2 separate regions of the Homo sapiens genome follow, and region 1 is linked to region 2. A link is an interaction called in ENCODE POLR2A ChIA-PET data of the cell type or tissue named here. Cell type or tissue: MCF 10A. All regions are shown on one strand. Each heading gives the region's core, and the rest is flanking DNA. Links, peaks and the distances in the headings are about the cores only.

Region 1 (5,383 bases), core at 318-5,317, 1.1 Mb before region 2:
GCAGAACAGCAAATATTGCAGAACGGCAAATGTTGCTGCCTGATCCTTACTCTGGAAGCTTCATCTCAGAGGGGCACCCAGCTGTATGAGGTGTCAGTCGACCCCTAATGGGAGATGTCTCCCAGTTAGGCTACTCGGGGGTCAGGTACCCACTTGAGGAGGCAGTCTGTCCGTTCTCAGATCTCAAACTCTGTGCTGGGAGAACCACTACTCTCTTCAAAGATGTCAGACAGGGACTTTAAGTCTGCAGAAGTTTCTGCTGCCTTTTATTCAGCTATGCCCTGCCCCCAGAGGTGGAGTCTACAGAGGCAGGCAGGCCTCCTTGAGCTGCAGTGGGCTCCACCCAGTTCAAGGTTCCCAGCTGCTTTGTTTACCTACTCAAGTCTCAGCAATGGTGGACGCCCTTCCCCCAGCCTCGATGCCACCTTGCAGTTCGATCTCAGACTGCTGTGCTAGCCATGAGTGAGGCTCTGTGGGTGTGGGACCCTCTGAGCCAGGCGCAGGATATAATCTCCTGGTGTGCTGTTTGCTAAGACCATTGGAAAAGCGCAGTATTAGGGTGGGAGTGTCCCGATTTTCCAGGTACCATCTGTCACAGCTTGCCTTGGCTAGGAAAGGGAATTCCCCGATCCCTTGCGCTTCCCAGGTGAGGCGATGCCCCACCCTGCTTCGGCTCACACTCCGTGGGCTGCACCCACTGTCCAACAAGCCCCAGTGAGATGAACCCGGTACCTCAGTTGGAAATGCAGAAGTCACCTGTCTTCTGCATCGCTCACGCTGGGAGCTGTAGAATGGAGCTCTTCCTATCTGGCCATCTAGGAACGTCCCTCCTAATGTTTTTTTAAGAGACAGGATCTTGCCATATTGCCCAGGCTGCATTCAACCCCTGGGCTCAAGTGATCCTCCAGCTTCAGCCTCTCAAGTCACTATAACATTCATGAGTGGTAGCTTCCATTCTTATTTGACTTGGTATCCTTAGCAACTGTCATAGAGCATGACACATTATAACCATGTTTTTAAAAAAGTTTGTTGAGTGAAAAGTCCCCAATTTTTGTTCCAGTCCAGAACTCTGTTCTTCAGATCATTTAATGCCCATGAAATACAAGCGACCATCAGTAGTCTCCCAGCCTCTAGAAGCACGATACACAATCTCAGGGTTAGAATTTAAACTTCTCTTCCATGGAAATCAGAGCTATTTCAGGAATAATAGAAGCATATCAGGACTTAATTGCATTCACTTCTGAATTGCCTATAGCTCTTTCTTCTATAGGATGCAAATCAGGGTGACTCTTATATCTTGATTATATTCAAAGACTCCCAGAGGACCATCATGGTATGCCAGGCTCTTTCTTGTGTTGCTCCTGTCTACCCCTTCATCCAAATCTCCAGCCTTATGACAATAAACTCCTTGTGGTTACCAGAATTATCTCTACTGGTTTTTGATCTTTGTCTTCATGCATTCAGCCTCTTCTACCAGAAATACTTTGACAACTTTTGCCTGGTTAATTTTTTCTCCTTCTACGACTCAGTGGTTGGTTTTTATGTGAACTTGCCAGAAATGATGGTGTATTACTTACAATTGTGGTTACTGGCACTGAAATTGTGCTTAACCTAACAAAATATTTGTTGGATATTCAGAAAGTAGCACAACATGGTGGTTACAGATCCAGGCTATGGGGCTTAAATTCCAGCTTCACTACATACTATCTGTGGCTTTTGACAAGGTAATTTACTTCCCTAAGCCTCATTTTTCCTATCTGTAAAAAGGTGAAATTAACAGAAATGACCTCATAATGTTGTTAGTGTGAACGTAGATAAAGCATGGGAAGCATCTAGCAAGTGCCTGCCACACACACAATAACTGTAGCCATTACTATCCCATTGCTATTATATCATGATTGTCATCATGATTTATTCATTTATTTATTTTTTCTTTTTGTATTTTTCTTTCAGATTTGGGGGTACATGTGTAGGTTTGTTACATGGGTGTATTGGATGATCCTGAGGTTTCAGGTACAATTGAACCTATCACCCAGGTAGTGAGCATGGTACCCAATAGGTAGTTTTCCAACCCTTTCCCCTCTCCCTCTGTTTCCCCTCTTGTAGTCCCCAGTGTCTGTCGTTCTCATCTTTATGTCCATCTGTACCCAAAGTTTAGCTCCCTCATATAAATGAGAACATGTGGTATTTGGTTTGCTGTTTCTGTGTTAGTTTGCTTAAGATAATGACTTCCGGCCAGGTGCAATGGCTCATGCCTGTAATCCTAGCACTTTGGGAGACCGAGGCGGGCAGATCACAAGGTGGAGAGATTGAGACCATCCTGGCCAACATGGTGAAACCCTGTCTCTACTAAAAACACAAAAATTAGCTGGGCATGGTGGCGTGCACAGGTAATCCCAGCTACCCGGGAGGCTAAGGCAGGAGAATTGCTTGAACTTGGGAGGCGGAGGTTGCAGTAAGCTGACATTGTGCCACTGCACTCCAGCCGGGCAACAGATCGAGACTCCATCTCAAAAAAAAAAAAAAAAAAAAAGATAATGACTTCCAGCTGCATCCATGTTGCTGCAGAGGACATTATTTCATTCTTTTATGTGGCTGCATAGTATTCCATGGTGTATATGTACCGTATTTTCTTTATCCAATACACCTTTGACACCATGATATCATTATTAATCACAATATCAAATTAAAATCTGCTAGGAGAGTTACAATGACATTTCATTTCATAATTTTAAATGTATGGGCTTTTTTTCAAACAACGTAGCACAAGGGAATAATTAACTTGGTAAATTTAAAGTTCATTTTGCCATCTGGGCTGGGACCACTCAAAAAGAAAAACTTCTCTTTTTGAGCCAAAGACCAGAAAGAAAATAAGATGGGTTTTTACACCTTGGGCATGACAAAGGAACAGTTTAGCTGCAAATCTATGTTTGATAAAAGAAAAAAAAACTTTGTAGAGTAAGTGGAGAAGTGTTTGTAGCTCATGACCCAAGAGGACCCAATTACTGGGTGTCTGTGAAGGAGACAGAAGTGTCAGAGGGCTGATAGCAAACAAGCTCTCAAAGGCTGCTTCTAAAACCTGCTCACACAGGGCAGAATTCTAACAAGAAGCAGATGATATTCACCACCTGGGACCTGTCAGGGAGCTCCAGAGAGCCGGAGGGCCAGCTCTGGGAGGCTGATGGAGGTCAAGTACTTCTGGAGGGAAGGTGTGGTGAGAGGAAAACTTGGGAGACTGATTCTCCTTGTTTTTCTATTGCTTTGCTGCACCTCCCAGCGAGGCTTAGAAATTGCTCAAGACACACTGATTTCCTGCATGTTCTTACTCTGTGGTGGAAGGCTTCTGGGAGGGAGAGACAAACACTGTGAACAATGAGAAATAGAAAATGAAAGTAAAATAGCACCCGAGCTGACTTCATGCCAGATGAAGCAGAGATCCCTGAAGAGTATATGGGTGCATCAGAGGGTAGGAGAGAGGGGAGAGTGGGTGAAAAATGAGGTGAGGTCTCTTGGCTAAAATGAATTTTAAATTTATTGGTAAATTTCAATTACACAGGCTTTCCCTGAGGTGGGTTACTGGGATCAAAACTCTACTGTCATTCCTAATAGAGTGGAAATTCTTACAACAGTCCACTTCATTTTAGGAGTGCATTAGTCCCTAGGAATGTTTAACTAAAAGAGATAATTATAACAGCACCCAAGGAAAAACACACCCTCTTATCATCTTTTCAACCACAGAATAAACATTTTCCAGACACACTGAAGTGAATTTTCCTAACTCCAGGGCTTAGCACCAGCCATCAGGAGATGCTCACTAAATAATTATTGAATGAATGAATGGTATGGATGATCCTCTATGTGCCAGAGAGCTTTCAAGAATTGAAAAAAAGCAAAGATTAATAAAAGGAAACTTCTGATCAATGTGGTGGCCAAGCAGAAGTAATCAACCTTTCATTCTGCTCCAAATATATAGAAATGCTGACTTAGAGGCCGGGTGCGGTGGCTCACGCCTGTAATCCCAGCACTTTGGGAGGCCGAGGTAGGCGGATCACAAAGTCAGGAGATCGAGACCATCCTGGCTAACACAGTGAAACCCCGCCTCTACTAAAAATACAAAAAAATTAGCCAGGTGTGGTGGTGGGCGCCTGTAGTCCCAGATACTTGGGAGGCTGAGGCAGGAGAATGATGTGAACCCGGGAGGCGGAGCTTGCAGTGAGCTGAGATCTCGCCACTGCACTCCAGCCTGGGTGACAGAGTGAGACTCCATCTCAAAAAAAAAAAAAAAAAAAAAGAAATGCTGACTTAGATAGAACACAAACCTTTTCTTAAACTGTATAGCTGAAATTGAAAGCAGGAAGAAGGAAATATCACAAAGTCCCAGAAATGAACAAGAAACTCAAAGCCACAGTGGTAGAATGATGAATGTTTGTGGGCATATACGAATCACATGTGTACGTAAGGGTGGGGACATGTATCAGTCCTAAGCAGAATCAAACTATGACACAATATCATGGATGATAGCGAGAAATTGACTTTAATTACTCTATATTCCTCTAATTCAGTCGTATAAGAGAGATATTGATTAGTCATAGATTTAGTTAACTTTGTGCATTAGCATTATAAAGGCAAATACCAAAAAAGGGAGGAAGGAATGCAATGTTTAATTCCTAAACCAGTAGAAAGGGGAGAAAAAGGAAATAAAGGAAATGTGGGCCGGGTGCGGTGGCTCATGCCTGTAATCCCAGCACTTTGGGAGGCGGAGGCAGCAGATCACCTGAAGTCAGGAGTTCGAGATGAGCCTGACCAATATGGTGAAACCCCATCTCTACTAAAAATACAAAAATTAGCCAGGCATGGTGGCACCTGCCTATAATTCCAGCTACTCAGGAGGCTGAGGCAGGAGAATTGCTTGAAATCAGGAGGTGGAGGTTGCAGTGAGCTGAGATTGCGCCACTGCACTCCAGCCTAGGTGACAGGGCAAGACTCCGTCTCAAAAAAAAAAAAAAAAAAAAGAGTGCACATGCATGAAAGAGAGGATGTGGGAAGAGGTACGGGAATGAACTCATCCTTTAATCAGGAATCTACTCCCACAATAACAAACCGAATCCTGCAATAACAGCCTTAATCCATCTTGAGGGAAGAGTCCTCAGGACCTAGTCACCTCTTAAATGTCCTACCTCTCAACACTGGAATTGGGAATTAAGTTTCCAACACATGAACTTTGGGGAACACATTCAAATCACAGCAACAGCTAACAGTAGTGCTATTCTATCTGTAAAATCAAACATCAAATTCAAGGATAATAATGACAAGGCTGACAGCCATCAACACTGGAATTGGGAATTAAGTTTCCAACACATGAACTTTGGGGTACACATTCAAA
Region 2 (5,383 bases), core at 211-5,210:
TCTCTTCTGGACAAGTCCCATTCCTCTCTGTCTGTCCCTGACTGAACCTGAAATGGACACGAAGAGCAGAGTCGTTTGGGTGGCTGGGAACAGCACTAAATTTAGCAAAACTGTAGCTGGTGGGGGGCCGGCCCAGAGTGAGCCAAACCCAGCCCTGAGTGGACTAGATTTACAGTCAGTAACACAGTCAGCATCATCTCTGCTTGGGAAAGTGTGTGGTTACACAGGATCTTCCGTTTTCCAAAGCCCAGAAGCTTGTCAGCCTGTCCCACAGGCCTCCCTGACTCTGTCCCTTGAAGACTTGGCTCCACCCCCACCACTGATGCTGTCCCTTGGACTTAGTCTTCCATCCATCTGTCTGTCTCTCCCTTGTGTGTCTGGAATTTCCACTTCAGTACCTTCACCTTCTTTTATGCCTCTTAGCCAATGCTGCCAACCTTGACTCCCAAGGCCCTGGAGGGCAAGACCCTAGCATTGGTAGATTTTCTTTAGGGCATCTGGCACCAAGGACACCTTTCAGTCAAGGTGGACAAGTGGAGGAAAGCCAGGAGCTGGGATGGTTAGTCGAACAAGTGTTGAGGGACTGAGATGTACTTTCCCTCCTCCCAGAAACTTAGCCACGTAGATGGTATTTGTATACCCAACAACTGAAGTGAATTATGATGGGGACACAGTGGCTGTGAGACTCTTGGACAGTTGGGAGTTTCTCTTTGGTTGGCTGAGTCTCTGCCCTGGTGTCGATGTATCTTGGAAGAGGTGGGTTTTGTGGGATTAAAGAGTGGAGGTCTGTGGGTGACAGGACATCTTCCCCTGCTGGCTCCCTCTCCCACTCCTCAGATCTGATGGTGGTGACTTGTCTGGAGGAGCTTCTGTTTTCTTAATGCCCTGGGAGATAATGACCAGGCTAAATTTACTCAACTCTTTACAAAGTGGATGATTACACTGAGAGGCCAGGACTGGGATCATGCCTATGGGAGTGAAGGCTTCAGGGCTCTGGCAGCCACTGGAAATTTAAGCCTTGGATTTTGCTGATTGGGAACTGTGTCATCTCCTTGGTCTTCTTGGTTTTCACTCCCTTCACCCAGGACTAGGATCAAACATGATTTGTTAGTGTAGGGCAGTGGGTCTCAACCAGGGGCAATTCTGTACTCCCTAGCTCTGGCTCCCAGGGGACAGTTGGCAATGTCCAGAGACATTTTTTGGTTGTCATAACTGGGCTGCAGGAAGGGTGTTACTGGCATCTGGTGTGTAGAAAACAGGTATCCTGCTGAATATTATACAATGCACAGAACAACTGTCCCTACAACAGAGTTGTTGGTCCAAAATATCAATCGTGCTGGGGTTGAGAAACCTTGGTATAGGGGGACAGTTTTGCAGAAATGGCCATGAAATGGCCAATGTAGAAATGAAATGGTCGTTTCATCCAGCTCTCTGCATCTGTTGGAAATAACTTGAAACCAGGAACTATTGAGTCATTGCCTTCTTCGTTCGTCCACTGCTCCCCTCTCTCCTCAGTATTTATGGGGAACCTTGGTAGTGAAATACTTCGGCATCTAACAATATTGCCTTCAGGAAGTTGTTTCCAAGCCATCGCTAAAGCTCCTGTGGTCCAGTTTCCCATAGAATCCCCCTGTAAGCACACACGTATCCCAGGTCATGCGGGTGGCTTTGTGCAGCTGTGTCTCTGGTGCACCTAAATAAGCCTATGATTTAGGTGTTGGTACCTTTAAGATGAACTTTAAGGGCAACCAGGAAGCCATTCCAAGGAGGCTTCATGTGGGAATGATCAGAGTCTAGCCTGGAGCTGTTTTCCTTCTCTTTCTCTCTGTAGCTAAAGTTTGTTCTGCCTTGCAGAACTGAGTTCTGCTTGCTAAAGTTCTCTTAAACTCAGGAAACACATACTCATTGCCGTGGAGAACATGATGTTATTTCCCAGGTGAAAGACTCAACCTGTGGCCAGATGCCTGAACAGCCTGGTGCATCTCTCATCTGCCAGCACCGTTCTTCTGCAGTTGGCAGGGCTGCTTTAAGGCCAGAACAGGGAAATGAGAAGTCTCCCAAAGTGAGGACCTTTGCTTGCTCTAGATAGTGAAGGGAGGGTCACTGTGTGTGAATTCTAGAATGTGCTGACTTTTAAAAATTCACGACAAGTTTCAAGGTTCTCTCCATGTGACCCCACTACCTGGACTCTCTAATCGTCATGTCAGAGGGTGAAGGTGTGAGTGACACTTTATGATTTGGGGAAAGAAGAGGTGGTGGGAGTGGTGAGAGAGGAGATTGGCAGGGAGAGGGATAGATATTCTCATTGGGTGCATTTGACATCCTTGCCTCCAGTTTGCGTCTCAGTGTTGTTCCCCTGGCCACAAAACTTATTCAAAGTCCCTGTTTTTGAGGAGGCAAATACATACATATATATATATATATATATATATTTTTTTTTTTTTTTTGATAAGCCCAAACCAGACAGTTTAGGAAGGTCATTCTACTTAGGAGGAGAGTAAATAACATTTTACAAATGACTTTGGAGTTGCCTGGGTTTTTTTCTTTTTAAAAGTCTCCCTTTGCTAGTGGAAGTCACTGGGGAATGGATGATATGGCAAGTGCTTGCTGTTCTTGGAGTTCGGGTTCACTACTCCCCTTCTCATGCAAGGGACTGAGATGGTACTGGTGGGCTCAGGAGCCAGGTTCTAGATTACTGCTGTCTTAGCTGGCAACTAGGGCAGTCGAAACCAAAAGCCTCAGAAGTCCTGTTCAATGAGGGTAAATATTTGAATGGATTGAACAGATGAGTGTGTGTATATTTAGAAACTCACACCCAGTAGAGAAAGAACCTCTGGGTAAGCCCGGCTTGCTCATCCCTGCTGCAGGTCAGAGCACACCCAAGGTTACATCCTCTTATTCCATGATCGGCTGAAGTCACTTCCTTATGTACCCAAGGCTGCCCACGCCCAGCCACTGTTTCCTGAGCCGGGTCAGGAAGTGCAGATCACTCCTCTCATAACCTCCTGGTAGCTTATAGTCATCATCCAGCAGCATTCTGGATTCTTTTGCCTGTGTCTGAGTCTCCACACTTCAGCTGCCATCTTGCCCCCAGATCCTGAGCTTGTCTTTGAGTCCGTAGCTTCAGCTTGGACTTCCTGGCTTCCAGGCCCAGAGTTACTTCAGGGCTCTGGCAGCCACTGGAAATTTAAGCCTTGAATTTTGCTGATTGGGAATTGTCTCGTCTCCTCCATCTTCTTGGTTTTCACTCCCTTCACCCCTGGCCCAACCACTTCTGTCTCATTAAAAATCTTGTTTCTTATAAAAGTTACTTTATATTTCAGCATGCATTTATAAAACCCGAAGACATTTTCAGACGGGGTCTCACAGAACATAAAGCTTGACAAATGAATTTGGAGTTTTGAAAACATGTTTATTTTTTATGGTATTGAAGCTTTGTAGAGTAACATTTCTGCCATTTATTAAAATGCAATAGGAAAATGCTCAGAAATATGTGTGTCCTTCAGATTTTGTGAGCAGAGAGTGTAGACACTAAAATTCATTGGTGTTGGGGAAACAACCCATTGGATAAAAGTCCATTTTCTCCTAGATTTTTTCTTGTTAGCGTTTTTTTTTTATTAGTCGTATTAATTTTTTTTTTTAAGAGACAGGGTCTTGCCCTGCTGCCCAGCCTGGAGTGCTATGATGCCGTTATGGAGTGCCACTGCAGCCTCCGACTCCTGGGCTCAAGTGATCCTCTTTCTTCAGCCTCCTGAGTAGCTGGGACTACAGGCACACGCCATTGCACCTGGGTAGTTTTTTTTTTTTTTTTTAAATAGAGACGGGATCTCTCTATATTGCCCAGGCTGGTCTTGAACTCCTGGCCTCAAGCAATCCTCCCACCCCGACCTCCCAGAGCACTGGGATTACAGGTGAGAGCCACTGCACCTGGCCCTTTTTTAAAAAATTAATATTGTTATTGACGTATAACATGCATGCACAAAAGTGAATGAATCATAAGTGTTCGGCACAAAGCGTACATATCCTGTCACCAGTGCCCAGATCAGGAAAAGAAACAGAACACTACCAAACCAAACCCCGCAGAAAATACTTTGCATTTTTTTCTAGTTACAAACCACCCTTCCAAGGGTAACCACTATTTTGAATGCTACAATCACAGATTGGTTTCACCTGCTCTTCAACTTCATATAAATGAAATCACACAGTATGTTCTCTTTTGGAGTCTGGTTTCTTTCACTCATCATTTTGCTTGTGGCATTCATCCATGTTCTGTGCCATTGTAGTTTTCCATTCTCATGACTGTGTAGTATTCCATATTAATAGACCACAGTTTATTATTTGTATACCATTGATGGATATTTGGGCTGTGTGCAGATTTTGGCTATTACAAACAGTGCTACTGTAAATATGAATGTCTTGGTGAATGGATATATACACATATACATACCTGAATGTATGTATACATACATATACATACCTGAATGTATGTATACATACATATACATACCTGAATGTATGTATACATACATATACATACCTGAATGTATGTATACATACATATACATACCTGAATGTATGTATACATACATATACATACTTGTGTATATACATATATATTTCTGCTGGGTATAAACTTAGAAGTGGAGTTGCTGGATCATAGTTTTAATAGTAGTGCCAAAGCAGTCGTACCAGTTATACTCACACTAGCAAAGTAGGCAAGTTCTGGTTGCTCCAAATTTTTGCTAATATTTGATATTATCTTCCTTTTTCATTGTACTTATTCTGGTGGGTATGTAGTAATATTGTACTGTAGTCTGAATGTGCGTTTTGAGGATAGTGGCCATTTGTGTATCCTCTTTGCAAAATGCCTCTTCAGATCATTTGCTTATTTTTCTATTGGGTTGCCTGTCTTAATGGTTTGTAGGAAGCACTTTATATATTGTTGGATATACGTATTATGAAGATTTTCACTCCTCGGTAGCTTTGGGTATCCATTTCCTTAGTGATATTCCTAAGTTTAACCCATGTGAAAATATTAGAATTGTATATAGTGCTTTGCACAGGAATATATTATTCTTTGTTAGCTATGTTGAAGTTGGGGCTACATGCTATCACTACTCATCTACAAAGGTACTCTTGGGATACTGGTTATGCAGGCTGGAGCAGGGACTCTTGAAGTTTCTGGCATATTAAGTGCTGGCATCTTTGGGGTTATATAAAAATAAAAACTGCTAATATCCAAGTGTTTACTGTGTGCCATATAGTGTTCTAAGCACTTCACATGGCCTAGCTCATTTATTCCTCATATAAGCTTATCAGTTAAGTGCTATTATTATTCCCATTTTCGAGTGAGGAAACTGAGACTCAGAGAAATCTTATAATT

What was found. Peaks named below come from ENCODE experiments on the same cell type or tissue, not always from the same donor. Only the 100,000 strongest peaks of a DNase experiment are listed, where the experiment ranks them.
Region 1: POLR2A ChIA-PET joins it to region 2 with 5 read pairs; 1 of 35 experiments calls an interaction of 5 or more read pairs at or near these places.

The regions. Positions count from the first base shown.
Region 1 is chr1:208,986,898-208,992,280 of GRCh38, reverse strand. The region is part of intron 1 of LOC107985255 (a long non-coding RNA gene); the gene reads left to right. Among named protein-coding and RNA genes, the nearest start is that of LINC01774, 17 kb to the right of the region's middle. RefSeq lists an enhancer at 3,224-3,523. In MCF 10A, for the core only: no CTCF peak of the experiment used is centred there; a DNase peak (open chromatin) is centred at 3,340.
Region 2 is chr1:207,845,955-207,851,337 of GRCh38, reverse strand. No RefSeq gene overlaps it. Among named protein-coding and RNA genes, the nearest start is that of MIR29B2CHG, 26 kb to the right of the region's middle. In MCF 10A, for the core only: no CTCF peak of the experiment used is centred there; DNase peaks (open chromatin) are centred at 2,937 and 4,037.